Regions from separate parts of the Mus musculus genome. Here regions 1, 2, 3, 4 and 6 are each linked to region 5. The links are chromatin loops, found by intact Hi-C in ENCODE. Cell type or tissue: heart. All regions are shown on one strand.

Region 1 (5,000 bases), 110 kb before region 5:
ACCATCACGCCAGGCAAATTTTTCCTTTAGCTAAAAAACCACATCCATCTCTAGCCTTCCTCATTCCCTCTTTTCCTCATCTAGGGCTCTGTTCAGTTACCACTAATACATTATACACCTGCTCTGAATTGATTGATTAATTGATTGATTGATGCTTGTGTCTCTGTGTGCATGCTACAAGTCTGTGAGTGGGCCAGAGGAGAGTGTCAGATTCCTGGAGCTGAGGTTGCAGGTGGCTGTGAGCCACCCATCATGGATGCTTCTATGGAACCCAGGTCCCTTAGAAAAGCAACAAGTATTCCTAAATGTATCTCTGTCTCTGCCCCAGCCCCCTCCCTCCTGCATGTCCTTCACTATCCTATTGTGACTGCCTTCTGTCTACTCTGTATTACTCCCATCTGAACTACAGGCCTGGTCCTGTACCTCTGGCTCCTCACCCACTTCAGATGCTGGGGTTGAGCCCAGGGATTTCATGTGTGTTGAGCCTGAGCACCAGTGCCCAGCCACACCCCAGCCCCTGTTTTCTGCCCTTTGATGCATCCTCTATACAGCTGTACATAGCCGCCAGTCTGCACCTCAGAAAGCTCTGGTCCAATCTGATGGTCACTGTCTCCTGCTGTGGGTTTTCAGATGTTCTCTACATCTGCTGGATCACACTTCCTGTGTGCATCCCACATGCCTCTCCAGGCCTAACTCCCCACATCATTGTAGACAAAACAAGACAAAAACCCAGGATGGCTCTCCACCACTTAGTGCCTTTTCCCTTGTGGAAAACACGCTTGCTCTCCAGGGCAGGCTGAGTCCTGCCTGGCTCCCGGCCAGCAAGGTGGCTCCTGCCCCACAGGACCTAGTGCGAGTATAGGGCGGTTTGGGTGTACCTCACATCTTTCTCTCTACCGGCATCTCCAGTCTCTGCAGGCTGCTTCCTCATAGGAAATGCTTGCTAACAGGGCACACTACTACTTTGATCTTCCTGGAGCACACTGCATGCAAATGCCTGTCACCAAGGGCTTATGACACAAGAAACTGGGATAGAGGCCTGGTGTTCTCCCATGAGGCCTCTTGCAATTTAGTAGCAAGTATAGGTTCTCTCTCTCTCTCTCTCTTGTTTTTTTTTTTTGTTTTGCTTTGTTTTTGTTTTTGTTTGTTTTTTTTTGTTTTTGTTTGTTTGTTTGTTTTTTTTTTTTTTGAGATGGGGTTTCTCTGTGTAATAGCCCTGGTTATCCTGGAACTCATTTTGTAGACCAGGCTGGTATGTAATAGCTCTGGCTGACCTGGAACTCATTTTGTAGATCAGGTTGCCCTTGAGCTCACAGAGATCCTCCTACCTCTGCCTCCCAAATGTTGGGATTAAAGGTTCAGAGTGTAGGTTCTTTTTTTTTTTTTTTAAAGATTTTTTATTTATTATTATAGTAAGTACACTGTAGCTATCTTCAGACACACCAGAAGAGGGAGTCAGATCTTGTTACAGATGGTTGTGAGCCACCATGTGGTTGCTGGGATTTGAACTCTGGACCTTCGGAAGAGCAGTCGGGTGCTCTTACCCACTGAGCCATCTCACCAGCCCCCACAGAGTGTAGGTTCTTATTTACATTCTGGCAGCTGAGTTGAGATGATCTCTACAGCACTTCACTCCCGATGGTTCCTGTGGGCTTAAGGTTTCCTTGGGCTGTGTTAGAGCCAGAGAGGCTGGGACGGTGCCCAAGTGCTGCATTCTGGAGAGCTGTTCTCCGGGGCCCAGTCCGTTGTTTCCTTAGAGAATCTAGAACTTAAATACTTCCTTGACCCTAAGTTAAATAAGTGGCCAGGTTATTCATGTGGCAAATTCATTTGGTAAACCAGGTCTGCTTTACCCTGCCCTGGAATGGATTCTTAGCCAGCTGTGCCAGTTCAGTCCAGAAGGAGGAGGCTCCCGGCAGCGGGAGATCTCCCGGAGGTGGACGCAGAATGGTTAGATGTTTTTGTCTCTGGGCTAAACCCGGTCATGTCCCTCATTCTTAACAATGCTTGTCTTTGGGAGCCAGACTGGGAAGGAGTGAAGCAGCCAGGGGTGCCAGGGCGCTGACAAGAGCAGCCGTGTCCTTGGCAGATCTCAGAATAGCATTGGCAGCTCGTGGTGACTCATCGCCTGCAGGCCTGCTCACCCGAGCTCCTGATCTTAGCGTGAAGGAGGGCGCGCCCAGCTCTTCCTCCTGTGCCGGGGGGTGGGGGGGTGGGGGTGGGGTGAGGGGGGGTGCTTCAGCAGAGGGGAAGTGCACAATGCAAAAGACAGGACAGGTACCTGCGAGGGTCTGGACCAGAGCCAGACCTGTTTAGGAGGCTCCCTGGCACCCTCTGCATTATGTTTTGTTTTTTTGTTTTTGGAAAAGGGGGTTCTGTAATTCTGGCCTGCCCAGTCCCATTGAACTAAGGCTACAACACTCCTGTGGGAATCTCTGTGTGTTCCCCGTGGCACATTCTGCTCCTCTTAAAACCTTTGGTTAATTGGCTTTCTTTCCCACCCACACCCCCACTTTATAAAACTATTTTTTTTTTCCTCTTCCCTCATGTAGCAAGAATTCTATTTATTCACAAAACCACAGCTGTTGGGTTTTGCTTCTGGGGCTAATTCCTCAGCCTTCCAAGGGTAGCCTTTATATACTGCTGGCTATGGTTAGAAAAGGGTATGCCATCACTCAACCCTGAGGGTCCTGTGTGGAACCAGGCTCTGGCTGCACCATGTTTCTTTCTCTCTTTGAAGGGAAGAACAGCCATTATCTTAAAGGCCTCCCAAGGCCTGTCCTAGTTTGTTGTGCTGAGACACGGTAAGGTGAGGCTTACTGTCCAGCAGCCAGAGTGACTTCGAATGCAGGTCCCTGTGCTTTCTATGCCCAGCTCCATGTTGTGCTTAGAAATGGTGACCTGAGACGGGCCACAGGTCTGAGGGTCTCTAAAGCTAACGCTATTCTGATCTCTAAATGCCACTCTTGTGTGTCCCACTTTGCTTTGGCACAAGTCATCGCCTCCTCTGTGACTTTCACAACACAGGTTTTTCTTGGATCCACTTGAGCTAAAACTGAAATCCCCCCCCCCCCACACACACACACACAGAGGGAGCTCGCTGCCTTTCGGCTCTGCCTGTGACTGTCCTTACCAACCCTGCTTCAGGACATTTTATAGAAATGCAGATCTGGGGACTTGTCTGCAATGACACAGCACTGTTTAAGAGAGGGCGTTCATCTGTAGCTTCTGAAGGTCCCACGTCCTCTCCTTGCTGCCATAGGACACATGCTCTGTCAGAGAAGTCAGTTTCAGTGGCAAGAAACCAAGTATACTTATCTCTAAAAAGAGGACACAGCAGGCTGGGGGTATAGCCTGCTTGATAGAGCCCTGCCTTCCATACACGGAGTCCTGTTTTCTATCCCAGCAATGCATCTGACAGGGATGGAAGAGAAAGCCTTTATCCCAGCATCCAGCAACTAGGGCAGAAAGATCAGAAATCCAAGGGCTGGAAAGCATTTTTATGTTTTGTATATATACTCAACTTTTATCAAGTTAGTTAGATTTTATACTAGGTTCCTAAAATTAAAGCTAAACATGGCTAGAATTTAAGTAACTTGATAAAATCACAACTCCTCAGAAGTTTTCAAAGACACTGTAGGGTTTTGCTGTTTTGATAACCAAGTGTCTAACAAGAAACTTACCATCATAACTAGGTACGTAATGGGATTACTTACATTATTGGCATCTGCCACCTCAACATTATTTCCAGAACCTTTTCATGATTCTTGATATATAACTCAGTTGTGGACGGCTTGAAGCTGAGCAAACTGCTGTCAGGCTGCCGGAGGAGGTAGGGCTTGTTGGCTTATTTCACTTAACACGATGTTTGCACGGTTCGTGTTGTGACCGTCATCAGTGCTGCACTTCTTGATGGGTGAAGACTGTTCAATTAGCTAAACTAATTCTTAAAAAATATGTACTTATGTTTATTTTATGTGTTTGGGTACTTTGCCTGCATGTATGTCTGTGCACCATGTGTGCTCATTACCCTGGTGGTCAGAAGAAGGTGTCATGTCCTCTGGAACTGGACTTAGAGACCACTTGTAGGTGGTCTTGTAGGTACCAGGAGTCAGCCATGTCTCCTCTGGAAGAGCAGCCGGTGCTCTTAACCACTGAGCAACTCTCCAGCCCTGGTTATACCACATCTTTACCCATTCATGTGTCGGTGGGCGTGGCACCTGTGGTTGTTTTCACCTTTTGGTTATATGAATAATGCTATAGAGGATAATGGCACAAATATTATAAACCCTTTTGGAAGATAGTTGGAGTGGAATTACTTAGTTCTATTGCAATACAATGTTTAGCTTTATTTTTAGGAACCCAGTGTAGAATTTAACTAACTTGATAAACTCCACATACACAATACGTAGAGGTTGGTAAGCCTGGGACCTCCCCTCTCCTTTCAGGAATATAATCTCTGGGCAGCAGTAGAACCTGCTCTCTGTAGACAGGGGATCCTACTCATTGCTGTCCAGGTGGCAAGATGGCTCAGCAGATAAAGGTGCTTGCCACCCACCCTGATAGCCTGAGTTCTATCCCTAGGACCTACCCAGTGGGAGGAGAGACTCACTTCCCACCACTTGTCCTCTGACCTCAGACCCCATGTCCTCTGACATGTCACACATGCACACAGACATTGGCGTTCCTGCCTGGGCCCAGCTGACAGGTTTTGCTGGGATCTTCTTCCCTCAGGAGGACTCCGGGACTTTGCAGTCTTTCCCTGCTCTCTGTGTCTACACTCCATTTCCTACTCTTTACTCCTGCCCTGGCATCAGAGGGCGGGACCCACCTTTTTCTTTACCCAGGACCGACACATACATTGTTGCTTTGTTGAGAACTAACTGGTATAGTTATAACTGACTGAATTAACCAAGTGCAGACTGCTTTGTAACATGGTAAGAACAAGAGAAAAACAAAGACGGAAAGGAATCACAGATCACAGGGCTGGGCCAAGGGGA
Region 2 (5,000 bases), 52 kb before region 5:
ACCTGCCTCTGTCTCCTGACTTGAGTGCTAGGATTAAAGGAGTGGACCACCACCACCCCTCTATAGTCTTTTTATTTTTTACATCAAGATAGGGCTTCTGAACTCACTACTCTGCAGACCAGGCTGGCCTTACCACCACCCATACTTATAATTTTATTCTCATGAAAACAAGTCCACACCCAGTCTCAGTTCCCTTGCACTTAGATCACAGAACAGGAAGTTCCTGTGGCTGTCTTCAGTTCTCTTTTAGGCTTTCTTAGGAGAGGAGCAAGTTTTACACACTCTTAGGCCCAGGGACATTTGAATGAAAGGCTCTGTAGCTGTGCAATTGGCTTCTATCACTAATCTTGAGTCATATCAGACTTTTGAAGATGTAAGTTGTGCTGGGCGTGGTGTTGTACACCTTCAGTTCCAGCACTCAGGAGCAGAGGCAGGTGGATCTCTGTGAGTTCAAGGCCAGCCTGGTCTACAGATGGAGTTCCAGGACCGCTAAGACTACACAGAGAAACCCCAAAAGCCAAAAACCAACCAACCAAACCAACAAAAATCACACCGTGTCTGTGGGTCCTGTACCTTGCTGCTCATCTCAAGTCACTTCAGGGGCACAGCCATGCCACAGATCAAATATACAATGCTGAGCAGGTGGTGGTGCTACACACTTGTGGTCCCAGCTCTTGGGAGATGGGGGCAGGTAGTAGTTTAACTGAATGTCTCTCCATAGTTTCAGACATTTAAACATTTGGTCATAAGCTGGGGGAGCTATTTGGGAAGGCTATGGAACCTCTAGACGATGTGACTATGCAGTCAGAAGTATGTCATTGCAGGAGGACTTTGAAAGTGTACAGCCCTGCCCCAGTTTCAGTTAGCTCTTTGCTTTCTGTGTGTGGTTCAAGATGTGACATCTTGCCGGGAGGTGGTGGCACACGCCTTTAATCCCAGCACTTGGGAGGTAGAGGCAGGTGGATTTCTGTGTTCAAGGCCAGCCTGGTCTACAGAGTGAGTTCCAGGACAGCCAGAGTTACCCTGACAGCCAGAGAAACCCTGTCTCAAAAAACCAAAAAAAAAAAAAAAAAAAAGAAGTGATATCTCAGTTTCCTGACACCATGCCTGCCTGCCTGCCTGCTGCCTCGGCTTCCCCATCATTATGTACTGGATCCTCCTGAAACCGTAAGCCAAAAATACACTCTCAAGTCGCCTTGATCATGGTGTTCTATCCCGGTAATTTCAAGTAAACAAGGCAGGAGGGGTCAGGAGTTCAAAGCCGTCCCTGGCCAGGTAATGAGTCCAAGGCTGCCCCGGGCTATAGAAGATAATGATAGTCCCGTAAGATTAAGTTGCCTATGCCAGGTGATGGTGGTACTTGCTTTCAGTTTCAGTATCTGAGAGGCTACACAGAGAAACCCTGTCTTGAAAAACCAAACCAAACCAAGCAACCAAACTAGACTGAGGGAGCAAAGAACCTATTCATCCCTTCATTGCACTTCAGCTGAGGATCTTAGCCAGGCGAGGTCTCTTCCTTTGATGTAAATTGCTCTTCTTTTCCAGTCAGAACACCTGCACTGCAGCCCCAAAGCAGCACTAACTGGCTGTGGCACTTTGGGTGTGGATTAATTAATCACAGCCCCCATATGCAGACTTACTCTTGCTATAATGAGTGAAATAATTCAGTGGGCAGCAATGGAAAACACTAAAGCATTAAACATCTGCAGCAGGGAAAAGTGACACAGGACATGGCACAGCCTGGCTTCCTTCCCTTTCCTCCACTTCCCGCTGTGTGGCAGAGGTCAGACAGGCTCTCAGATCCAAATCACAGAATCCAGGGACACGGTGGGGATGTCATACACACCTATGCCAGACTTCTGCAAAAGACACACACACACACACACACACACACACACACACACACACACAGAGAGAGAGAGAGAGAGAGAGAGAGAGAGAGAGAGAGAGAGTCCAAGAGAAGGTTCTTAGTGTCTAGGTTTCTGATGTCCCTTACAGATGGGGCTGTAAGGTTTCTACTATATTGGTGCCGCTCGGTTCCAGGAGCTACTATTTGTCCGAGAATCACAAGGCCTCTTTGGCCTCGCGGTTCACACTCCGGAGCAGCTCACTGGAAAGCTGTTCTTTCTGTACGGGGTTGAGCGCCGCAGCCAGGCAGCGGTGTTCGGCATGGTCCCTACCACCTCTGTCCAATCACCTCCTTTGGGACGCTTTCCCAGTTAAGCCAATGTGATCCTTTCATGGACATCTTTCTGGTCCCGTATGAGGCGGAGCATCTATCCCTAGCTACCCACAGGAGCTGCGCCTTTGTCATTTTCTCAGACTCTTTTCTAACTCCCATAAGCCTATCGAAGGGGTGGGGGTGGGGTTTAAATTCCTGGCTCTGTCTTTTAAGATGCTGGGGTTAAAATGTTCTGGGCTCCAGACAAAACTGTGGAAAACACGTTCTCAGCACTTATAGAAAGTATTTCCACCCCCCGAGAATAGTATCCACGCCTCATAAAGCAAGCTCAAGCGGTTCCGGAACACAAGAGCACTGGCCCAGTTCCCGCCTCCTTCGGCCCCATCAAGTGTCATTGTTCCTAGGTTCCGGGCAGCGAGCAGCGAAAGCCAGTCAGGCTGGACCAGCCGCAGCTCCCGACTCCCCTTCCCCAAGCAGGATGCGAGGCGGGGTGGGGGTGCGGAGCCTCAAGTCCGCAGCTGCCAATCACCGCGCAGCGCACGTGCCGCACGTTTCCCGGCTCCCGGCGGGGGCGCAGGGCACGCGCGGGGGTCCGCGGGCTGGGGGCTGGGCTGCTAGGAAGCCTGGAGTGTGAACGCGCGGGGTGGGGGTGCACAGAGAGGTGTGAACGCGCAGGAGGTCCGGGGAGATGCTCAAGGGTCTGGGAGAAGAATGCGCTGGCTGGAGGAATTCCTCCTGGGAACTCTGTGCCGAGTGGGATCTGCCCACTGTGTGGCTGCTTCCTGGGTAATTAGGGGAGCTCCAGGAAACCTCTAGTTCTGTTTCCTTCTCTCTAAACACTGGACCTTAAACAGGTGGAGAAGGTCTGTTGTTGATTTGCGGGTATACCACCACCAACGCCAACGGCACGGAGTTCAAAGGTTGGGCTCCGGAGCACCTGCTCAGAAAAAAGCAGATCGGCCTTCTATACCCCTCGGTCTTCTCCACCGTTCCACCGCCAGCCAAAATGTGAAGAAGTGCTCCTTTCTGGTAGTGGCTTTCAAACACCAAATATGCAAACGGAGGGTTGAAGCCCAGGGAGCAGAGGGCTGCCCATGAGATGCGTTTCAGGCCGGTCCCACCTGCCCAGTGTTAGATGGTTGTTTGTTAGGCAGAGTCTTCCTAGGTACCCAGTTGCCTTGGCACTCGATGTGGAGCCCAGGATGGTCTCGAATTTGTGGTAATCCTCCTGTCTCAGCCTTCCAGGTGCTGAGACTATAGGCCTGTGCCACCACAGCCTGCTCCATTCTAGGCACTTGTTCACTGTTTGGTCGTGTGAAGCAGAAATTAAGAAGGTGGTAGAATGAGAACTTTTCTGGGGAGATATTTTAGGTCCTGGGTGTATGTCATGAGTCTCTGAATGCTGGATTGGTGTGCCTGTAGCTCCCTGGGCTGTATAGTTTACACAATGGCCTGTAACAACTTCTCAGAGAAGAGCTCCCTTTGAAGTGTGGGCAGGATTTGCATTCTCCTGACTTCACTAGTCTGTTGTCTCAGTGGCTCCTTTGATGTGGTGGTGACCAGGCTTATTAGAGATCAGCCACCAGGACCAAATAGATCAACCATCCCTTCAAGTTCACCTCGGCCGGGATGTACATGTCAAAAAGGCAAACTGAGATATGGCAGAAAGTATCGCAAATTTTCCTGTTTTCTGTCTTTATTACGTGAATTCTGAACACTTTTTTTTTTTTCCAGATGTGCTAGTTTCTTTGAGTCTAGGAAATTATAACAAAACCTTCCAGGCTGAAGTGCTCTGCCTCCCTATGTTACTGTGTTTAATTCTCAGAGTAACCCTGAGGCTGGGGACTTGTCCACACTTCATGGAGGAGAAAGGGGAGGCTTCAGCCGTGCAGCTGTGGGATCGAGGGCCAGACTCTTGGCACTTCGCCTTCACTGAGAGTTAATTGGGTTCCTTAAATGAATCCAACCATACAAAACACTCACATCAGTACCTGGCACACGCTCTGTGCACCCTCCGCTCTTGCAACACTCTTAAAAGGCTTGATTGACACTGATCTCTTTCACTTTATTAGTAGGAATGTTATTGCCTGCCTGCATGTATGTGCACCGTGTGCATTCCGGATGGTCTCCTGGGACGGGGTTAAGGATGATGGTGAGTGGCTGTGTAGGTGCTAGGGATTAAACCTTGGTCTTCGAGAACAGGTGCTCTTGACTGCTGAGCCTCCTCTCTAGTCCTGTTGCAAGCAGGGCTTGCATTCCTGTAAGCAGTGGGTGCAGAAGAGCTTTGGCTTTTCTCTGGCTACAAGAGCCTCCACTTGGTGTTGGAGAAGCCTTTCCGTGGAGATCTTCTCTTAGGCTGTATCTGTTCCTTCCTTCCCCACTGGGGAATATTATCAGAGGCAAGCTGTTCGGCTCTCTGCAGGGTACTTTGATGTTCTTGAGTTGGAATAGAATGGAATGTGGCGTTTTGTTTTTATTGACACAGTGTCAATAAAAACATAGTAACTTTACCTTAACATTTCACAAAGTAAAGCAATATTATTTACTAAGCCTTTTTTTTTTTTTGGTTTTGGTTTTGGGAGACAGTTTTTCTGTGTTGCCCTGGCTGTCCTGGAACTCAGTCTGTAGACCAGGCTGGCCTGGAATTCAGTGATATACCTGTCTCTGCCTCCTGAGCCCTGGGTTAAAGGCATGTGCCACCATGTTAGGCTTCCCCTACCACTGGGTCTCATGTAACTCAATATACAGCCAATATGACCTTAAACTGTTCCTACTCCCACTCCCCTATGTTGGGATTACATTCCTGCTATACCCCACC
Region 3 (5,000 bases), 60 kb before region 5:
TCTCACTGTGTGTCCCTGGCTGGTCTGGGACTCACAGAAATGACCTGTTTCTGCTTCCTGCATGCTAGGAATAAAGGTGCTTGCTGCCATTCCTTACAGAGTTTATTAAATAGCACAGATAGATAGATAGATAGATAGATAGGTAAATAGATAGAGATAGATAAGATATAGATATGTTTTTCTGAGCCCTGGCTGTCCTGGAACTAGTTCTGGAGGTAGTGGCAGCAGATAGACTCTGGAGGTGGAGTTCCAGGCAGTTGGGAGTTGCTTGACACGGGGGATGTTGGACTCCTGGCTGCAGGTGGAGTATGTGAGCCATTTCCCCAGACTCTTTATAAAACATTATTTAAACATACTTAAGAGCAGAGGTTAATAGAGAGGTGCTTAGGACAAAGGGTCGAGTCCAGCTGGCTTAACAATACTTACATGTAGGATTCTGGTTGTTTCGAAAGTTGTTATTTACAAAGTTTGCTAAGAAATGTAAATGAAATCTCAGGATGGACAAAGGTATGCCAGACAGGATTGTACTTGACACAGGGAAGCAATAGGATGCCTCACTGTGAATTAGTTAATAATGTTTTTAAATTGGCTGTGTATATATGTGTGTGTGTGTCTATCTATCTATCTATCTATCTATATCTGCACATGCATGAGGAGGTCAGAGGTCAATTAAAGGAGTTAATTCTATATTTCTACCATGTCAGTCCAGGTGATAGAACTTGGGTTGGCACCTTTACCCACTGAGCCCTTTTGCCAGCATAATATAATGTAATGTAATATAATGTAATATAATATAATATAATACAATGTTTTGTATGTGGAATTCTGGGAAAAAATCTAGGAGAGGAGTAAGGTCCTACCTGAGGTCATACAGATGCAGGCCTTAAGCCAGGTTTGTTGTTATTTTAACATTCATATCTGAAAGTATTTCTATATAAAAGAAATACTTCCTCTGGTGGTAACAATATAACAAATGTTGATAACCAGGAAGGTTTTTTGTTTTGTTTTGTTTTTTTGTTTTTGTTTTTGTTTTTGTTTTGTTTTGTTTTGTTTGAGACAGGATTTTTCTGTGTAGACTTGTCTGTCCTAGAACTCTCTTTGTAGACCAGGCTAGCCTTGAACCCACAGACAACCACCTGCTTCTGCCTCCAGGGTGCTGGGATGTGCCACCAAACTTGATAGCTGGAACTCTTGATTCTCAACTAGTTAGAAGCTTCAGCCGTACTATCGAGTGAGGAATTAATTTTTCTTGTCTTTCCTGTCTCAAAACCTAGGCATCAACTCCACATGCTGCAAGTAGTCTCCAGCCACAGGAAGTCAAGACACAGGAAGTGCAAAGCCAGGTCCTACACTTACCTTCCTGGTGTCTTTAGCAAGGACTGCTGTATCTCTGTGCTCATTTCTCCTGAACTGGTTGACCCCTACGTCCCTAAATGATGTTTGGAGCAGAGGTGTGCATGCTCTCTCTGTTTCTGTCTCTGTCTCTGTCTCTGTCTCTGTCCCTCCCTCCCTTCCTCCCTCTCTCCCCCTCTCTCCCTCTGTCCCACTCACTAGCTTAGGAATAGCAGGACTGCTGACTGATGCTAATCCTAGAGGCCTTCTTAACCCATTTTGGAGTCTTGACTGTTCTATCCTAGCTAATGTGAAGTGCAGGCAGGGCTATACAAAGATGAGCTTGTGGAACCTCCTAGGAAGGATGCCCACAAAGCCAAGCAGGGGAGAGAGATTTGGGTGCAGAAAGCTGAATGTGGAAAGGGCTGGGTTGGTAAACGCTAAGAAGGAGGCTAAGGCAGGGAAGCAGGATGAGGCCTAGGGAGAGGTTGCAAGGAAATACAGTTGTGGTGCTCAATTTGGCAACACATATACTAAAATGATAGAGAGGATTAGCACAGCCCCTGTGCAAGGATGACACGCACATTTTTGAAGTATTTTATTTGTACATATATTTTTAAAGTTAATTACTTAATTTTATTTATTTATAGGCAGGCTTTCACTATGGAGTCTTGGCTAGCCTGGAACACACAGAGATGTATCTTCCCCTGCTGGGATTAAAGGCCTAGCTCACACTAGCCAGAATTTTACAGAAGAAGAAGGAGGAGGAGGAGGAGGAGGAGGAGGAGAAGGAGGAGAAGGAGAGGAGAAAGAAGAAGAAGAAGAAGAAGAAGAAGAAGAAGAAGAAGAAGAAGAAGAAGAAGAAGGAAGAAGAAGAAAGAAGAAGAAAAGAAGAAGAAAAGAAGAAGAAGAAAACGGAAATTTTTATTTGGACAAAAACTTAGGCCTTGGCAGCATGGGGGCTCAAGCCTGGATTCCCAATTCTCTGAAGGCTGATGCAGGAGGATTAATGTGAGTTTGATGCCTGCGTGGTATAGTATGAGACAGTATAAAGAAAGACCCCCCCCCCCCCCAAATAAAAACCACAAGGCCTTCTCCATCCCACAGGAGTGCTGAAGTCAGTGTGGGTGGTCTTGAGGTCTTTGCTCCCTTGTTTCTCAGTTTCATGGCCACACAAATGATTTGGCCCCAGGAGGAGACCAACCTTGTCCTTGGCACCTCCTTTCAGGCAGGGCAGTTCCTGGAGAGGGCCTGTCTGTGAGCTACCATCAATTCCCAAGGGGAACCTGTGCAGAGGTCCTAGGGTCTACCAAGATTCAAGCCAGCTCTGCTCTCCAGCAGCTGAGTGACCTTGACCTGGTTCTGATCCTTATTTAGCATGTGTTTCCGTTTCCTCCTCTGTAAGCGAGGCAAGAACGGGGATTAAATGAAATCTTGTTCTGGAAGGGTAGGAGGCTCACCACACCCCAACCTGGATTGGCTTCTGTCCCAGGAACAGCTGTTAAAGGCTTGATCTGGGGCTTCGGTGTGGCCTGGTCTCCCACTTCCTGCCCCTGGGGTGGTTGGACTTAGCTCTTCTGGCTCTTTTCCAGCTCTGGGGACAGGAAACTGAACCCAGTTCTGGCCTAATTGCCCTCCCTTTTCCTCCTTACTGGAGTCCTGTACAGCTGTGTGTGTGTGTGTGTGTGAGGGGGTGAGGCTCTGGTTCCTGGAATTCCCAGCCTCAGTTATTTGTCTAGCGCAGAATTCAGCCTGAAATGTCACTTTAGGCTTTGAGCCATTTGCTTGTCCCTCTACGTGAGGACAGGGTGGAAGAGCCACAGTTGAATCCTGGTATTTCTGGGTCCCCTGAATCTTACCTGTACCGTCAATGGCAGAAAAGCGGAAAAGATGGTAATAAAATAGAGTGGGGGTCGGGGGTAAGTCTCAGGGGCCCCCTGGGCATATCGGAACCTGTGTGAATTGGGGTCCTTCTTCTAAGCAGACACAGCTTGGCTGCCAGTACCTCTGTGTAAGCTAGCAAAGCTTATAAGAACCCCTGGGAGCCTGAGGTTCAGGGTCCTGTCTATTGCGCCCCATAGGCAGTGATATCAGGATGAAGGTTCAACTCCATGGCGCAGGCTCCTTGCTCTGCCAGGATGCTCAGCACTCGTTGGATTCTGGTTTGTCAGCTCATCACTTAGAGCTCATCTTTCCCCACACCTGATATCACTTTCTGTCTTAGAGCCTTAGATGTAGTTTTCTTCGCTAGCATTCCTAGGATCTAGAGTAGTACAGGGCAGTGAAGCCTGCTTCTCTGGGGACAGACCCCCAGACACAGAGGCACCCCAGCCAGCCTTTGCAAACATGTGTCTGTCTGGCTAGTCCTTTGCTTTGCTACAGCCCATGCCTGGCAGTTCCTTCCTACAGAAGTGGAAAGAGATGGTAACAGCAGCCTATCCATAAGCTAGCACTGGGTGCTGGGTAGGGCAGAGGTCAGAAGTCTGACCTCTAGATTTAGCTAGATATATTCTACCCGCCCAGTGGCAATCCTTATGGCTTCTCAAAGACCATCTATCACCACAGCAGAACTGCATTCTATTATAGCCACACGTGGCCCACAGGGTGAGGCGGAGAATGAAGTGTTCCCTGGCAGCGTTGCAGGGGTGACTTCACTAGTCCAAGGGAGAAGTAGCAGATTACATTCTAGAGTCGGTGGATGTGTGTTTTGAGTGTTGGATCACTTGTGGGACCTAAAAGAGGCACTTCTCTGTGCCTTGGGTTTTCTCGTCTATCAAACGGGAGAGCGTCAAGCTTTGAGGGTTGTTTTAAGTATTGGATGAATAAGCACATAATGCATAGTCAAGATCAATAATGCTAGCTATTACAGTGGCAACCCTTGAGATCCCAGTGGATAAACACACCTGTCAGATTTCCATAAGCTCAGTGTTTGAAATTCCCAGCGATGCATTGTAGCTGGTTGTCTGGGCGGTCTCGTGCGCTGTGTACTCAGATGCTGAGTTCTGTGCCCTGAGATCAGGTTGCAGTCTGGACATGGGCATTGTATTGACCAATGTGCTGTAAAGGATGCTCCCTGGTGATCTCTGATTCATTAATAAAAGGCTAAAGCCTGTGCCTGGGCAGAAGAGAGAGGAAGACGAAACTTGAAATCGAATAGGGGGGTTTCGGGTAGGGGCTGATATATTATTTTTCCACCAGTGAAATGAGCCGATTCAAATCAGATTAGATTATATTAAATGCAGATTTATTGGGAAAGCAGCTCTTTGGCAGGCAAGTTCACTGGCCCCAAGGAAAGAGGCCAAGGAAGTTTTCATGGGAAGGGAGAGAGAGGAGAGGGGGAAGGGAGAGACCAAAATGTCTGGATTATATAAGAGCCTCTGGGGGGAAGGGCAGCCCAGTCTCTGGGCTGGAAAGTTCAGGGTATGCCAGGTTGGGAGAACCTGGAGGTCAGGTCTACTTTGATATGTAAAATATGCACCCCACTCCCCAGGTCTGGAAACTAGACAGGGCCCCTGTGAAGAAGAAAAAGGTAGGGGAAGAAGCAGCATCCTATGAGGCAGGATGGACCATGAGCACATGGCCAAGAGATGCTCACATTGAGGACATCCATGAAATACAGCCAGACTCAGTTGGCAAGCAATGGAGCATTTATCTGATTATTAATAGCC
Region 4 (5,000 bases), 140 kb before region 5:
CAGATTATACACTGTGGCCTCACCTTAACATCTCTGTCTGTGGTATTTACACATTAAGCCAAGCTACCCTGAACACAGGAATAGCACAGAAGGCTCTTAGGTGTCACGCTGATATTATATTTGAACTTGGCTATTGGTAGTCTTAGGTCTAGAGCCAAAGGTAATGTAGACGCCCTGGGACCTGATCATACTTCTGTATCTTCCACAGTTAAAGGCATCTTGGTGCAGAGCGAAAGAAGTGGGTTTGGAGCGGCAGCTCAAGGGCTCTTCCTTAAACTAGCTGTCGAGGTTGAGCCTTACTAGATCACACTAGGCATCCGGGCTGCTTTCAAGCTTGTGATCTTTCTGTTCCAGACTTCAGGGGGACGGCAAGTGCAGGCTCACTTGATTCAGTTCTTCATGCTTTAAGTTCAAATGAGGAAATCCAGGGGAATCAGTTTGTTTTTTATTTGATAGGGAAAGTGGTAAGTATGATATTGATGGTTTTGGTAGTTTTCTTTTTTCTTACTTTGTGGTGTCCTGTCCATAGGCAGCCACTGTGGTGGGGACACTTGGGAGAACCAGCTGTATCTGTCCCCCGAGGGGCTTGTCTCAGACAGCTGAGCCCAGCCACAGCTGCTTTCCACTGACCGTGTGCTTTGTGCTTGAAGGTGGGACTCTGCTAGGCTTCATCTCTGACGTACTGCAGAAGAGAGCACCTGTGCTGGCCCTCAGCCTCTTCCTGGCCGTCGGGTCCCTTGTTGGGTATAGCCGTGAGTATTCCTTTGTAATTGCCTTGATTCCTGATCTCTTGAAGGTAGGCACTTGCCCAGAGTCGGTGGCCAGCCATGGAGAGATCTGTGATTAGCTCTGAGTGCCTGGGAACTGTCATCACATGGTTTTATTTGTGTGGGGAGGAAACCGTCATCTCGTCATCTCCCTTGCTTTGTGGACCTGTTTAAAAGCTTGCTTGGGAGTGTATTGCTTTGTTTGAGGGGCGGCTCCAGAGGGACAGCATTAGAGCCAATAAAACCATAAAAGGAGGCAAGGTTTCTAAAGCGGGAGGATGGTAATTAGTAGGTCTTGGGGTATGTGTGTGTGTTCTAAAGCCGTAGAGTTGTTCTCTGGCTTTTAGACATCTCATTAGCTTGAGCAGTAGCCAGAGACAGGACAAAAGCTGGAAGGGCCCCGTCTGTCTTTGTTGTCTCTGGAGGGATTGTGCTGTGGCGGGTTAGGGATGGGGATGCAGTCGCTTGCTGTGCACTGTTGATGGAGGCACATGCAACTGCTTTTCAAGTCACTGTGGTGTGTCTCTTCTCTCACAGGCTCTCCAAACAATAAGTCCATCAATGCGCTTCTGATGACCATTACAGGTATGGTCGACCCTTCTGTCCACTGCGCTGTCCCTCTGGGAGCTCAGAGAAAGCTGTCTCCCACAGGTGGACTGACACTAAACCTTTGTTATGTAGACCTCAAGTGATAGGAAGATAAATGTCTTTGCCAACTTCTCTCTGCCCATGGGTAACTTCTTCAACCTTCTGAGACAGAAGCTGTCCCTGTGGACAAACCCAAAAATTTGGTTTGTTGTTCCATGTCTGGCTTTGACTTCAGAAGGTGACTTAGTAAGGCCTCACATTGGAATCCCATCCACTAGCTTGTGGAAGTGCAGAATAGCTAGATTTTTTTTCTCTCATGCCAAAACTGGGAAATATGTTTATATATATGTGTGTGTGTGTGTGTGTGTGTGTGTAATTTTTTAATTCAGCAAGATGTGTGGCTATGATTCCAGTAACATGACTGAGTTTACCAGAGCCAGGCCACATCCACCAGAGGGCTGTGCCTTACAAGAACAAGAGCTGTGGTTTCAAAGGGGACAATCCTGTTTAATCCCTTTGAAACAGCACTGTCTCATCCCTCTCTTTCCAGCGTGTTGGTTGACTCGGGTGGATTGGTGTTTGGGGGACATAATTGTGTTGTAATGGACCCTGACAAGCTGCTACTGTTTGTTGATGAGTCCATGCCTACTGCATTGAAATGGCCGACTGTTCCACTGGGACATAGACACTAGAGTGTCATATCACTGGAGAATGGATTTCAGAAGAGCAGATACAGTTAGTCTGAAAGTACTATCTAGAAGCACTTCCTTTAGTTTCTGTTTCTCACCAACACGTTGGTTAAGACATTGGAATATTTTATCTATCTGGTCAATGGCTAGAAATGTGGATCATATTTTAACATGAACCTGTTCTCTTTATGGCTTCAGGGTTTTTTATCGGCGGACCATCCAATATGGTTAGCTCTGCTATTTCTGCAGACTTGGGTCGCCAAGAGCTGATCCAAGGGAACAGCGAGGCTCTGGCGACTGTCACGGGGATCGTCGATGGAACAGGGAGTATTGGTGCTGCTGTGGGCCAGGTGAGAAGAGCATGTGCTTGCTGACTCCCACGGCAGGTGGCGCTCTTGTGCTGTGGACAGGACGCCCTAGGTTTTCAGCCTCTGAGAGGTGGGACCTGAGATGGAAGGCATCCCGAATGGCCAAAGATTGTGTAGCTAACTCTGAGTACAGTCTGTTTTCTCCATGTCCAGACATTTATGACTGGTCCCAGAGGTTGTCTGTAGGTGTCCTGTAGCAAACTCATCCTGGATGCAGGCTGCTGGAGGTCTATAGACGCTGACTTGGAACCTGTGGGCCTGTATATTCCCACGCAGATGCTGGAGAGCCTCTAGGTTAGACCTGCCTTACTGAAGCAGTCAGGATGTCTTAAGTTTACTGGTTTGCTTGATGACTGGGGTGAATCACTGCTGTGCCTGTGCTTAGTGAGGGGCAGCAGCGCACCCAGGTGTTCTCCAGCCATGTAGTGGGTGTTTATCAGTGTCTGCTCATTACAGAAATGCAGGCTCTATGAAGGCAGCATCGTGGCCCGGTTGTCTGTGCCACCCCCCACACTGCCCCCCACCCCCACCTTGTAGCCCTCCCTCATCGATCCTGGCACATGGGAGACGTTCTGGTTCCAAAGCACTGTACAATAAATGGTTGACATGCTTAGGATATTTGACTGTATAATTAAAGAACAAGTGTGTGTGTGTGTGTGTGTGTGTGTGTGTGTGTGTGTGTGTAGGTATAGGTATACAAAATTTAACAAGGGTAGGAGGATTTGCTCTGCATGCTCTGGGGTGGAAATCAAGCAGGGCTACTGTCACCCATTCAGAAGGCTTCATGTCTGAGGGGAGGTGAACAGTCGTCTTGCTTTATGCATTTATGTGTCTATGTGTGTGTGCATGCCACGTGGCAAATGTGTGGAAGTCAGGACAACCTGTCAGAATCTGTTTTCTTTCCACTGTGTGGGTCCTGGGGCTTGAACTTGAGACATCAGGCTTGATGACAAGGGTCGTTACCCTCGGCCATCTTTCCAGACCCATTATACTGAGTGTTTTAAATACATTTAACTAGTACACTTGAGAACAGTTTCTCCTGTAGTCCAGGATGCCCTTGAGTTCCTGATCCACCTTGCACGTGCTGGGATTATAGGCCTGTGTTACCACGCTGGCTACACATGTCAGTGTTCAGACCCCAACTGTAAGCCTGGTGGCAAGTGTCCTTGTCCCCTGGGCCAGCTTGGCAGGACTATTAGTGCGTTTGGACACATATTCCTGGATGAGATTGCATTATCTACTAAGGAGAAACGAGTCCAAGCGTCAAATGTCTACACTGAAACTTAAACATTTACCCACTTACTGTAGAAATAGCACAAGTGTCCATCCAGCAGCTGCTGAATGCATAAGCAGGATGTGGCCGATCCATACAGTGGAGGATTATTTATCAGTTAGAAGGTGACAAAGGCTTGGAAGATACCACAGCATAGAGGAACCTCAGAAATATGCTATTGAAAGAAGCCAGTCATGGGAGACACAGTGTGCCTTCTTCATTCATAGGAAATGTCTAAAATTGGTAAATTTATAAGAAAAGAAAAGACTGGATCTGTGGTGCCTCAGGAGTGACTGCCAGTGGGCTGGCTGCTTATGGAGCTGGCCATAACATTGCTAAATGGCATTAATGATGGGCTGCATCAATTCAGATCCACTAAAAACTATTGTGCTCTGCCCTTGTAGTGGATGTGTCTTTATGTTATCCAAACTGTACGTTGACAGGATGTTTTTAAAGGACTGGTGAGATAGCTCAGTGGGAAAAGGTATTTGCCATCACATTGTAGAATGAGAAAACTGAATTCTGAAGGTTGTCCTTTGACCTTCTCATATACAGTGTGTGTGTGTGTGTGTGTGTGTGTGTGCGCGCGCGCGCGCGTGAACACCCAGGTATACACATAGTGAGTAAGAAAACAGTGTTAGGTGGTGGTGGCTTAGGCCTTTAATCCCACCACTGGGGCTGATCCCTTGAGTTCCAGGACAGTTCCAGGACAGCTAGGCTACACAGAGGAACCCTGTCTTGAAAAACAAACAAAAAGTATCCGTGTGGTTGTTTGAATGATAAATATTTTTTAAAGGTAGAGTTACAGTTACTGTTTAGAAGGCTACTATGTTCCCGAAGCTGTGATGGGTGGTGAGAGTTTTGTGGGTAGGGAGCTTGCTCTGCTGTTCATCCAGGCTGACCTTGATCTTCCTGCCTGTTCTCACTGGTGCTGCCATCCCAGGCGCACTGCTGCACCCAGATGGACTTGAACTCTGTTTATCTGATAGGACCTAGGCCAGGTCACTAAGTGTTTTTGCTTTCATTTTTCCCCAGCACACATTTCAGTAATGGTGTGGTCAAAGGATGTGGCTTATCTCATCTGTGTTCAGGTGGTTTTCAGGACCAATGTCAAGACTGTTTAGCAGGGGAAAGTCATCTCTTCAGCAGTGGAATGGAGGGACTAGATATCCCCATGAAAAAGAAGTAATTAAATCCTTATTTCATACATCAATGACCTCCAAGTGGATTAAAGATCTAACTTGAAGAGCTAAAATTATGAAATTCTTAGAAGAAAACATAGGTCAAATTTTGATTAGAAAATAGATATAAATGG
Region 5 (5,000 bases):
TATTCACTTTTCTCTATTCTAAATTTGTTGGGTAGTTTTATTCCTCAGTTTATCACCTCACATCTGATTCAGCTTCACCTTTGACTAAAAAAACAGTGATGGCCTGTGTTGCGCAGAGAACTCCTAAAGGATTTTTTTTTTCTTTTTGGTAGCATCTCCCTTCCCAGGGAAAAGACGTTTCAAAATTTTCTCCCCACTTCCCCAATTAGCAGAGCAGAGCAGAGCAGTCACAGCCAAGTTGTGTTATTTATAAAAACACCGGTTCTTCATTCCTCTCACCAACCCCATCTCAAGCCTGGTTCCCCCTTGGCGACAGATATTAACGGAATTCCTCCTGGAGACCACGTTCTTCCCCCCCCCCACAACAGCGGCTCCAATCAACACACAGATTTCCAAGTTGCTCTCTGGGAATTTGGGCGCGACGCTTTCGGAAGTTTGAGTGCGTTTCACAAGGCGTTCCTCCACCTCGGGAGGCACAACTGCTTGACGTGTCACCCCGGTCGGGGCCCACGCAGGACGGGGGTGGCATCCTCAGTGGGCGGCTGCTAAGTGACGCGAAGCGAAGCGACCCTGGAGGGCTGAAACTTCCGAGCTTCTCCGCCTCAGAATACAGCCACAGCATCCACCTTTTCACACGGCAGGAACTTCCCCCGCGAGCCTGGGCTTCCACTCGGGGAGCAGTGAGGACGGCGAGACCCGCTCCACGCACGCTCCCGCCGTCCTCCTCCTCCTCCGTCTGCAGTCGCGCGCCCGCCGCCGCCACTGCGGCGCGTGCCCTCACGGCGTCTCCGCCCCCTCCCCGGACCGCCAGCCCCGCTGCGGGTCGCCGCGCAGGTCGCCGCGGAAGGTGCCAGGGAGCGCGCGCGGAGACCGAGAACGTGCGCGGGACGCACGGCCCCGCGCTGAGCGCCGGAAGCAGCCGACGGGCCTCGCGCGTCGCGCGCGCGCGCGCCGCCCCCGCCCCTGAGCCGCGACCTTGCTCGCTCGCGCGCGCGCACTAAGACGCCGCCGCCGCAGCCGCCGCCGCTGCTGCTGCCGCCGCCGCCGCCGCCGGGGCTGCTGCTCCGGCTGCTGCAGGAGGCGGCGCTGGCTGGCGGCTGCGCTCGCTCCAGTCAGCGAGCGGAGGAGCGAGCGTGTGTGTGTGTTTTTTAAAGATGGCCGGAGCGGCGGCGGCGGTGGCCGCGGGAGCAGCAGCTGGAGCCGCCGCGGCAGCGGGGTCGGTGTCCGCTCCGGGTCGGGCCTCGGCGCCCCCTCCGCCTCCGCCCGTGTACTGTGTATGCCGGCAGCCGTACGACGTGAACCGCTTCATGATCGAGTGCGATGTCTGCAAGGACTGGTTCCACGGCAGGTAAATAAACCCCCTCAGTCCCACCGCCGTCGCCTGCGGTCACCGACCAGCCGCTGCCGCTGCCGCCTGCGCCTCCCTCGGGCTCGGCTGCCGCGTCGCTCCCCACGTCCCGACTCTTAGGCACCGAGTGTCCGGGCCGGGTGGAGGCGAGAGCGGGGGCCCCCGGTTGCCCGGCAGGCTGCGGAACGGAGCCGGTGGGCTCGGCCGGCCCGGGCGAAGAGTCGCCACAACAAACAGGAACAAAGGGGCCGGCAGAGAAGTTGGCAGGGGAAGCCCGGTTGAGGGGACGCGGTGGGCGGCACGGCTCGGGTGGCGGAGGAGCGAAGGCAGGCCCGCAGCCCGCGGTCCCCCCACCGCCCTGGCTGCCGCCCACTGCTGTGTCCCGGGCTCCCTTCGCCCCGTGCCTGCCCTCGCCAGCCGCCGCGCTTGCTGCGCTTCCGGGCGGCCGCGGCTCGGTCCGGTCGCGGGTCGCCCCCGCCGCGGGTCCCGTCGCGCCCCCTTCTCTCTTTATCAAACTTCCTCGGGCGGCGGGACGGGGCGGTGGGACGACGGGCGCGAGTAAACAGAGCAACAGATGTGGCACTCGCGAGGTGCGGGGCCCCGTCACGGCACAGTTTGGCCAGCCGCTGGCCCACCCCGCAACACACCCCCTATGGCCGGGGGGGGGGGGCGGGCGGGCCGGGCCGAGGGGACGTCGCCGCAGACCCTCCCGGGCGTCGCTGTAGCGCCTCAAACTTTACAGTGAGTGCGTCTCTGGCGACACCCGGACGGCCCGCCGCGGTGGCCTGGGCACTGCGGCCATCCAACTTTGGGGCGGTGCGGTGGCGGACGATGCCCTCCGATGCCGCCGCCGCCGCCGCACCGCAGGTTTGACGTTTGGGAGAGCTCGGGCCGCCTCCGCAGCCAGGCCGCCGACTCGTGTGTTTTGTAATCAAAGTGTGAGGCTAATAAAGGGCGGCGCCAGAGCCTCTTGACTCCGGCGTGGGAGGGATTCGCAGGCATTTAAACAAAGAAACTAGTTGGGGTTGGGCTCCCAAAGTCCTTATTTGGGTGTTGTGGCAAAGCCTGCGGTCACCTTTAGGTGAGGCAGGTTTTCTGGGCACCGTTGTATGTTGTATCTTGACGAGAGCCCGCTTGGGAGTTAGAGCTGATATGGTGACTGTGGTTGTAGGAAGTATCCTTTGATTGACAGCAGGACATTTAAATACAGCCTCCGCTCCCCCTCCCCAATATTACAGAAACATTGCACCACCAGGCCAGATGTCTTAGTCTCCCTCTACTGGTCTGGGGAGAGAAAACCATTGAAATTACAGGGTTCTTTCAGTGTTGACAACTAACTGCGTAGAGTTTGACTTAATTTTCAAGTGCAGTTAAATTTACCGAGTTTTAAAGTTACAGGACTCTGACAACAGATAGCATACACAAACGTATCACTTTAAAAGAGGGGTAATGTGCTCATTTTTGTAAAGGCAAGCTTCAACAGTCTGATAAAAGCTGAAGGGTAATGTCACTTAGTAAAATGTTTCCCTAGATTTTGATTATATATAAAAGTAAAATTTGTAGATACCAAACCTTTCCAATTCTATGCCTACATTCTCTGCTTCTATAACACTCTAGGCAACCAGAATTGAGTAGCCAACATTAAGTTCTAAAAAGAATAAAACAAGAATTGGTTGTAATTACTGAAAAATTTGAAGTTTCCTGGGCACTATTTGACAAAAATATGCCTCGAGGCTGTGTATTTCAGAGATTAGATAGGTTAGTAAACCATAGATTTGAGGTTTTAACGCTTCTTTTATTGTAACATGGGTTCTGGTGAGTCAGAACTCAGGGGCTCAGGCTTGTGTTGCAAGCTGTCATCCGAGGCTTTGTTTTTCTTTTCTCCTTTGAGACAGATTTTTTTTTTTTTTTTAATTGTATAGACCTGGCTATTCTGAAATTCGCTTTGTAGACCTGGCTGGCCTTGAACTCCATTTGATTGCTTCTGCCTCCCAAGTGCTGGAACTAAAACCATGTACCACCATGCCCAGTTGCAGCTTTTGGTCTTAAATTAGGTGCCTTAATGCTAAAGCATGACAAACCTCAGGTGTTTCCTGGCCATTTTTGTCACACATTTAAGTACTAATTTATAAAGAGCCATTGAAGAGACACTAATTTCATCTGTGGAGGTGACTCAGGTGAGCCCAGGGTCTTTTTGAGCCTTTATCTTGGAGATGTTAATGTGGTTCATATATCAGACGTTAGAAAAGTTAGTCTTACTGCCAGGCCTCGTAAATGTGGTATCTTCTTAGTAAGTCTTATTTTTAAATATTGATAATTTAGAACCTATATGACTTTGGGGGGGGGTCGAGACAGGATCTCTCTGTGTAGTCCCAGAACTCACTCTGTAGACCAGGCTGGCCTTGAACTCAGAAATACGACTGTCTCTGCCTCCCAAGTGCTGGGATTAAAGGCATGCACCACCACTGCAGGGCTCCTATATATGATTGGTATTTATTCTAATGAGTGTTAAACAGTGAAGAGTTACTTATACATGAATTATTAAACATTATAGAGAATTGGTCCCTAAAGTACAAAGGTATATCTTTAATACCCATCCTCAGGTTTCCAAAAATAGTCCATCTGCAGAGAAGCAGGACGGATAAACATCCTTTACATGGATAATTTTTAAAACTAATTTTTTAACCTGTTATTATGTGCTTCTGGTGTGTGTGTGTGTATTCTAGGGACAGAGCTCAGATAGGCTTGCATAGCAGGTACCTTTACCAGGCATGGTAACCTCAAAACTTGTCTTAATTTATTCTGACAAAAAACAGAAAGGGCCTTCCTTGGTGCAGCTAGGTGGAGAGGTAAATTCTGGTGCTTCCTTCGTGAGCAGGAGCCTCTACCCCTTAGCCGTCCTAAGCCAGCAGGTTGTGACTGTGTACTAGATACTCCGTCAGTGTGCTGAGAGCTGGGCAGGATTCTCCTAGGAGGCTTCCTTCCATCTTAAGCATAGAGTTCTTCTCCATCCTGGTGGGAGTGAGATAGTGCAGGTCCTCCCTGGTGGGAGTGAGATAGTGCAGGTTCTCCCTGGTGCCGCCCCACCCTCTGAGCTCCAGGCTGTATGGCTTTGATGGCATCCCATCAACAACAGCATCACTGTTCAAGTTAGTTAAATTGTAGGAGAATGTTTGTTGTGTCCTGTTTAAACATTTATATTAATCTTTGTAATCACATATTCTTTAGCTTTTACAAAAATTAAAAAGTACAAGAAATACAAATAACATAAGTCCATATTTTTCATGAATAACTACTGTTTAATATTTGAGGTATGACTTTTTTATATCCTTAAAAGAACAAAACTGGAATTTTATGAATTGTTACTTTTTTTAATACTAGAGTATATTTTTGGTCATATTTTAAATCCTATTTGATTTTTTTTTTTTTTTTTTTTTTTTTTTGGTGCCTGTATAGTGTTCTTCGGCTGTATAGAGTTTAATTCCACAAAAAGCTCACCATTTGAAAGTCATTTTCCTATTATTACTTACTTTGTTTTACTGCTCTTTAGGTTTAATAATGGTAATATGATTTATACTCTTTTTTTTGTTTGTTTGTTTGTTGGTTTTTTGGTTTTTCAAGACAGGGTTTCTCTGTGTAGCCCTGGCTGTCC
Region 6 (5,000 bases), 84 kb after region 5:
CTTGGGAGACAGGCAGGTAGACTTCTGAGTTCAAGGCCAGCCTGGTTCACAGAGTGAGTTCTGGGACAGCCAGGGCTACACAGAGAAACCCTGTCTTGAAAAATAAATAAAGTTGTCCTCTGACCTCCGCATGTGCCGTGATGTGTGCGGACTCACACATACTAAATGTAACTTTTAATATGGCAAGACACAACTGTCATGAATGAAGTTTCTAGACCGAGAGAGAACTCTAGAGAGAGGCTCATCATGCCACTCGGGAATACACAGGTAAACACCAGTATTAGTCTGGAGGCAGAGAACAGGGGAAATGTGGGCAGATTTATTGTGAGAGATGCCTTGAGAGTGAACAGGTGATGAAGGTGAGTTAGTTTAGGCTAATCTGAATAATTTCATCAACCTGTGGGAGATTACAAGGGCTGGTTCTCTCCTGGTGTCAGAAATCTGGAGTTGGGGCAATTAAAGAAGGGAAATGCCTGCCCAGGGTGTGAGAACCCAAGGTGAACTTATGGCAAGGGTAGAGGTGGTTGTAAGCGGAGGCTCAGATTAGTCCTCTGCAAATGAAAGGCACACCCACCAGTGAGTTTACTTAGGCTTTAGCCCAGGGAAAGGTGGTCAGTCCATCCAGAGTCAGAGGTCAAAGCATCAAATGCAGAACTAGAAATATAACGGTTATATTTTATAACCCTTATTTCTGTAAGCCCAGTAATAATGATCCTTTTTATTCTTGGTTATTAATAATCTTAGTCTTTTTTGTTATTCTAGGTGAAGATGTGGTAATTTTTTTAAGTGTCAAAGAACTATGTTTTGGTTTTAATAATTGTATTATTTCCCTAGACTCTATTACATTTCTAGTTTATATTACTCCCTCTCTTGGATATTTTTCAGGATATTATGTTACTGATTTGAGGTTTTCTTCAGCTAGGCATTGACAGCTATTCGTTTTCCTTAACACTGTTTTTGTTACATCTCCCAAGTTTGCTTTGTATTCTTTTTTCCAGTATATATAATTATTTTGTATGTATAGGTATTTTGTTTGCATTCAATCCTGTGTACCCTGTAACCAGTGTCCACAGAAGCCAGAAGGCATTGGGTCTCTTGGAACTGGATTGTATGTTTATGTACAGCTGATGGTGTTCATTTTTCTTCCTTCTTTAAAATTGTCCCCCAAACCAGATAACCTTAATTGCCCTATCTTCAAATATTCTGATCCTTTTTTCCCTTTTTCTGGTCTGTTTACATCTACTGCTAAGTATCAATGAGCTTCTCTTTCTCTGTTCAGTTATTGTACAAGATTGCTATTCAGTTCTTTTTATAATTCGTTTCTTTACTGATATTTTCTGTTCAATTAGACACTATTCTCATGCTTTCATGTTTTCCAGAGTTTGAGCCCTCTGGACATTTCTCTGAGAGCTTCAAGTCCAATATCAGGCCTTGTCAGGAGATGTTTCTTTTATGTGTGTTTTACCTGCCTTGACATATGTACACTGTGTGTACTTGGTACCTACAGAAGCTAGAAGAGGACATGGGATTCCTCAGTACAAGGGTTATGGTTGGTTATGAGCTGCCACGTGGGTGCCAGGAATCAAACCTGAGTCCTCTGGAAGAGCAGCCAGTGCTCTTAACTGCTGAGCCATCTCTCCAAGCTCTAGGAGCTGTTCGTATTCCTAGCTTTGACTTCCTTTGTATGGGTCACACTTTATTTCCTTATACATGTCACAATTTACTTGAAGATGGACATTTCAAATAATGTGCAGCTTCCAAAGTCATATTTTCTTCTTTTCCTGGGGCTGTTGTTGCTTGATGAAGTAGTCACTGTGTTTGTCTAGTGACTTTTCCAAACTCATTTTGTTTAGCTTATTTGCATCTGCACTGTGTGACTACTTGATTAGCTTACCTCTCAGTTAATGACTGGATGGAGATTACCAGTAACCAGCATCCATCTTGGTCTTTGTCCAGGAGCTCTATGAATGTTTTGGTAAATGCCTCCCATAGTCAGGCAGTTTGCAAGTATGCATAGCTTTTGCTTCCTGCAGGCAAAGGGCCTGAGTGTCAGACAGAACTTCTGTTTCCTGAGCATCTTAGTGGTCCTATGCATGCATACGTGCCTGTGTGGGTTCCTACAGTATTCTCACACTCTCAGTGCCCTGAACTGCTCAGCTTTTTGGTTAGTCTATTGTTTTCCTCAACCGCTATTCATTGCTTTGGCCATGATATTAAAATATTTAATAATTATGCCCTCTTGCGAGGGTAAGGGCATTGTTATGACTTTGCTAGTTCCAATGAGACCACATAAAGACCTGCCTTTTTAGAAGTGGCCCTTGGGATGAGCCTTTGAAAGAACTCCAACCCTGTCTGCTCCCTTGCTTTAGACATTAGGAATGTGAGTTGTCATTTTTCAAAGACAGCAAAGAGCTTCAGGGTTAAGATAGAACTTGAGTAGGAGAAAATGCTACAGAAATGGCTACTCTCACCGAGAGTTGGCTTCTTTCTCCATTAAACTGTGGAGGAGATGCTGCATGCTTTTAGTAAACTTCCAGAGCTCTGAAAAGGTTCTAGGATTTGCCAGCTTCTTCACTGCTTTTGTGGAAGGACCCACCATTTTACTGACGCTGCCTTTTCAGCCAGTCATGGTACTAAAACGGGGGAATGTTTATGGAAGAGCACTTGTTTGACATCCAAGAATGAAAATAATAAGGTATTACTGCAAAGCAATATCAAAAGTACAAGTAAACAGTTAAATGGCTAAACTAAATAAAAATATTTATCAAAATATCAAAACCATGGAAAATAGTCCAAGAAAATGAATTGCCCTCCACCTCACCTCTAATCCATTCTCATTTGTCCTTGTTAACAATCTAGTTTTAATTTTTTTAAGATTTATTTATTTATTTAACGTATATGAGTACACTGTCACTCTCTTCAGACAGAGCAGAAGAGGGCAGCAGATCCCATTACAGACCGTTGTGAGCCACCATGTGGTTGTTGAGAATTGAGCCAAGCCAGCTCAGTCGGTCAACAGGTTTTCTAGGGCAGGAGTGAGGATTAAAAAGAAAAAAGACAATTAGACAACATTGTAGCATGACCCAAGCCAGTTCTGAGGCAGGTTTATTTTTTCCCAATCAGATTTTATACCATTTTATTTACATGCAAGTAGTAAGGTCAGGCAGTACAATAAACACAAATAGTCAAGGAGCAAGCAAGGCAGTAAACACAGTCCCGTGATCACCATTCCTAAGGGCTGATCAGGAGGACCAAGATATCGGAGCCTACTTCCCCATCCTAACCCAAAGTCAGATTCATCTGCGGTGTGGGGTGGAAACAGGGTTTCTCCCTGACTGTCCTGGAACTCAACTCTGTAGACCAGGTTGGCCTCGAACTCAGAAATCCGCCTGCCTCTGCCTCCCAAGTGCTGGGATTCCCAAGTGCTGGGATTAAAGGCGTGCGCCACCACTGCCTGGTCCAAAGTCATATTCATGCCTGAAGCCTACTTCCCTGTTCTAGCCTAAAATTAGATTCCTGCCTGAGTTTACTTCCTTGTAATGGCCCAATGTCAGATTCCTGTCTGAAGCCCATCTCCTTGTCCTTGGCCAATGTCCTGCCAAGTGGCCCGAAAGTTCTCCACAACTCATGACCTCTGGAAAAGCAGTCAGTGCTCTTAACTGCTGAGCCCCCAAAATCTAGTCTTTATACTCATTTTTTTTTTCTTTTTTGAGAAGGGTTGCTGCTGGGAAATTGAGCCTAGTGTTGTATGTGTTGTATGTTTATACAGTCTACCACTGAGTTTCTGGCCCAGCCTGCTGTCTTTTTTTTTGTGGTGTGTGTGTGGTAGGATGTCATTTCTCAGGAGCTTTCCGCCTTTTTTTTTTTAAGTTTATTTATGTATATGTATGTGTGTGCCACAGCACACATGTGAAGGTCAGAGGACAATTTTGGGGGTGTGGGGTGTTTCTCTCTCCATCCCCTTTTACCTGGGTTTTGGGGATCCACCTCAGGCTGGCAGGCTTTGGACAGCAGGTACTTTTCTCTGCTAAGCCATCTCTCCAGTTCCCGCCTTATTTTGAGACAGAATCTCTCACTGGGTTCCAGGGTTTGCCAATTGGTCTACTCTAATCCCATTTTATTACATTTTTGTAGTAATACTCCCCCCCCCCCCCAGCACACACCTTCCTAAGGATTGAGCCCAGGGGCTATACCCTCAGTTGCTCTTTTCTGTAGTATTTTATACTTAGAATAAAATTTTATTCATTTTAAATTAATTTTCTAAGCACTCACCTCCCAATTTTCAGCCTTCACCTTTCCTTTTTCCACTTTCCTAGTACCTCCCACACTCCACTGTGACCAAAGTGTTGGGTTTGCTTCATGCTCACTCAAAAACATCCTACTGTGTACACTTTCAAATCCAGACTGGACTAGAACTCAGAGATTGCCTGCCTCTGCCTCCCAAGTGCCGGGATTAAAGGCGCCTTCACACCTGTCGTGCCTGGTGTCTGAAGCGTCCAGAAGAGGGTGTCAGATCCCTCCTGGAACCAGGGTTACAGGCAGTTGTGAGCTGCTATGTGGGTGCTGGGAACCCGGCCGAGGTCCTCTTCCAGAGCAGTGCGGCCGCTTAACCTCCGATCAGCCCCATGGAATACTACTTGATTACAATCTTTTCTCACAACATACTAATGTCCTTCTAGGTCAAACCCAGAGAATTAACATGCTTGTTAAACTCTTGTTGTCTGAATCACCGTCTTACTGTTTCCAGTACTCCGTCCTCTCCTGTGAACATGACTTACTAACGCTTTTATTCCCGGGAGACTCCTGGAGGAAGGAATGGGGGTGCCAAAAGTCGTATTTTAATAGGTATACCCCCACACACCCCCGTTTACTTACCCCGAGAACGTTTAACTCCCAGGGTAACACACAGGAGAGTTCTTTCCGGTGAGGAATCGAACTAGGTGCATCACCTTTACTCAGAAGGGGCGAGGGAGGGAGGATCGGCCCCCTTTAAAGGACGT

What was found. Peaks named below come from ENCODE experiments on the same cell type or tissue, not always from the same donor. Only the 100,000 strongest peaks of a DNase experiment are listed, where the experiment ranks them.
Region 1: a loop joins it to region 5, with 2.4 times the contacts of the local background. A loop is called at or near these places in 11 of 42 quality-filtered maps.
Region 2: it touches region 5 in a loop (2.9-fold over the local background); 13 of 42 quality-filtered maps call a loop at or near these places.
Region 3: a loop joins it to region 5, with 2.8 times the contacts of the local background. A loop is called at or near these places in 12 of 42 quality-filtered maps.
Region 4: it touches region 5 in a loop (9-fold over the local background); 29 of 42 quality-filtered maps call a loop at or near these places.
Region 6: a loop joins it to region 5, with 6 times the contacts of the local background. A loop is called at or near these places in 2 of 42 quality-filtered maps.

Annotation. Positions count from the first base shown.
Region 1 is chr6:39,316,286-39,321,285 of GRCm38, reverse strand. No RefSeq gene overlaps it. Among named protein-coding and RNA genes, the nearest start is that of Gm26008, 19 kb to the right of the region's middle. In heart, no CTCF peak of the experiment used is centred here; DNase peaks (open chromatin) are centred at 2,045 and 3,305; H3K4me3 peaks cover 341 bases; H3K27ac peaks cover 1,695 bases.
Region 2 is chr6:39,254,594-39,259,593 of GRCm38, reverse strand. The region is part of intron 1 of Gm34147 (a long non-coding RNA gene); the gene reads left to right. Among named protein-coding and RNA genes, the nearest start is that of Gm34147, 8.5 kb to the left of the region's middle. In heart, a CTCF peak has its summit at 2,145; DNase peaks (open chromatin) are centred at 223, 1,713, 2,223 and 2,613; H3K4me3 peaks cover 1,967 bases; H3K27ac peaks cover 1,940 bases; H3K27me3 peaks cover 1,084 bases.
Region 3 is chr6:39,262,784-39,267,783 of GRCm38, reverse strand. It overlaps Gm34147 (a long non-coding RNA gene), which reads left to right and starts at 2,173. Exons shown (of 4, transcript XR_377568.2): 1 at 2,173-2,343. Gm26008 (a long non-coding RNA gene) reads left to right here. Exons shown (of 6, transcript XR_001785221.2): 5 at 1,275-1,451; 6 at 1,983-2,134. It also overlaps the pseudogene LOC115490450. In heart, no CTCF peak of the experiment used is centred here; DNase peaks (open chromatin) are centred at 2,873 and 3,943.
Region 4 is chr6:39,341,647-39,346,646 of GRCm38, reverse strand. Slc37a3 (solute carrier family 37 (glycerol-3-phosphate transporter), member 3) reads left to right here. Exons shown (of 15, transcript NM_028123.3): 11 at 651-752; 12 at 1,305-1,352; 13 at 2,243-2,394. Among named protein-coding and RNA genes, the nearest start is that of Slc37a3, 34 kb to the left of the region's middle. In heart, a CTCF peak has its summit at 2,426; a DNase peak (open chromatin) is centred at 2,416.
Region 5 is chr6:39,202,789-39,207,788 of GRCm38, reverse strand. It overlaps Kdm7a (lysine (K)-specific demethylase 7A), which reads left to right and starts at 1,016. Exons shown (of 20, transcript NM_001033430.4): 1 at 1,016-1,348. The coding sequence starts at 1,155. In heart, CTCF peaks have their summits at 1,129 and 2,613 (motif pointing left); DNase peaks (open chromatin) are centred at 858, 1,578 and 2,398; H3K4me3 peaks cover 2,962 bases; H3K27ac peaks cover 3,007 bases.
Region 6 is chr6:39,118,823-39,123,822 of GRCm38, reverse strand. All of the region lies in intron 1 of 4930599N23Rik (RIKEN cDNA 4930599N23 gene), which reads right to left. Among named protein-coding and RNA genes, the nearest start is that of 4930599N23Rik, 2.8 kb to the right of the region's middle. In heart, a CTCF peak has its summit at 2,954 (motif pointing right); no DNase peak of the experiment used is centred here; H3K4me3 peaks cover 254 bases; H3K27ac peaks cover 201 bases.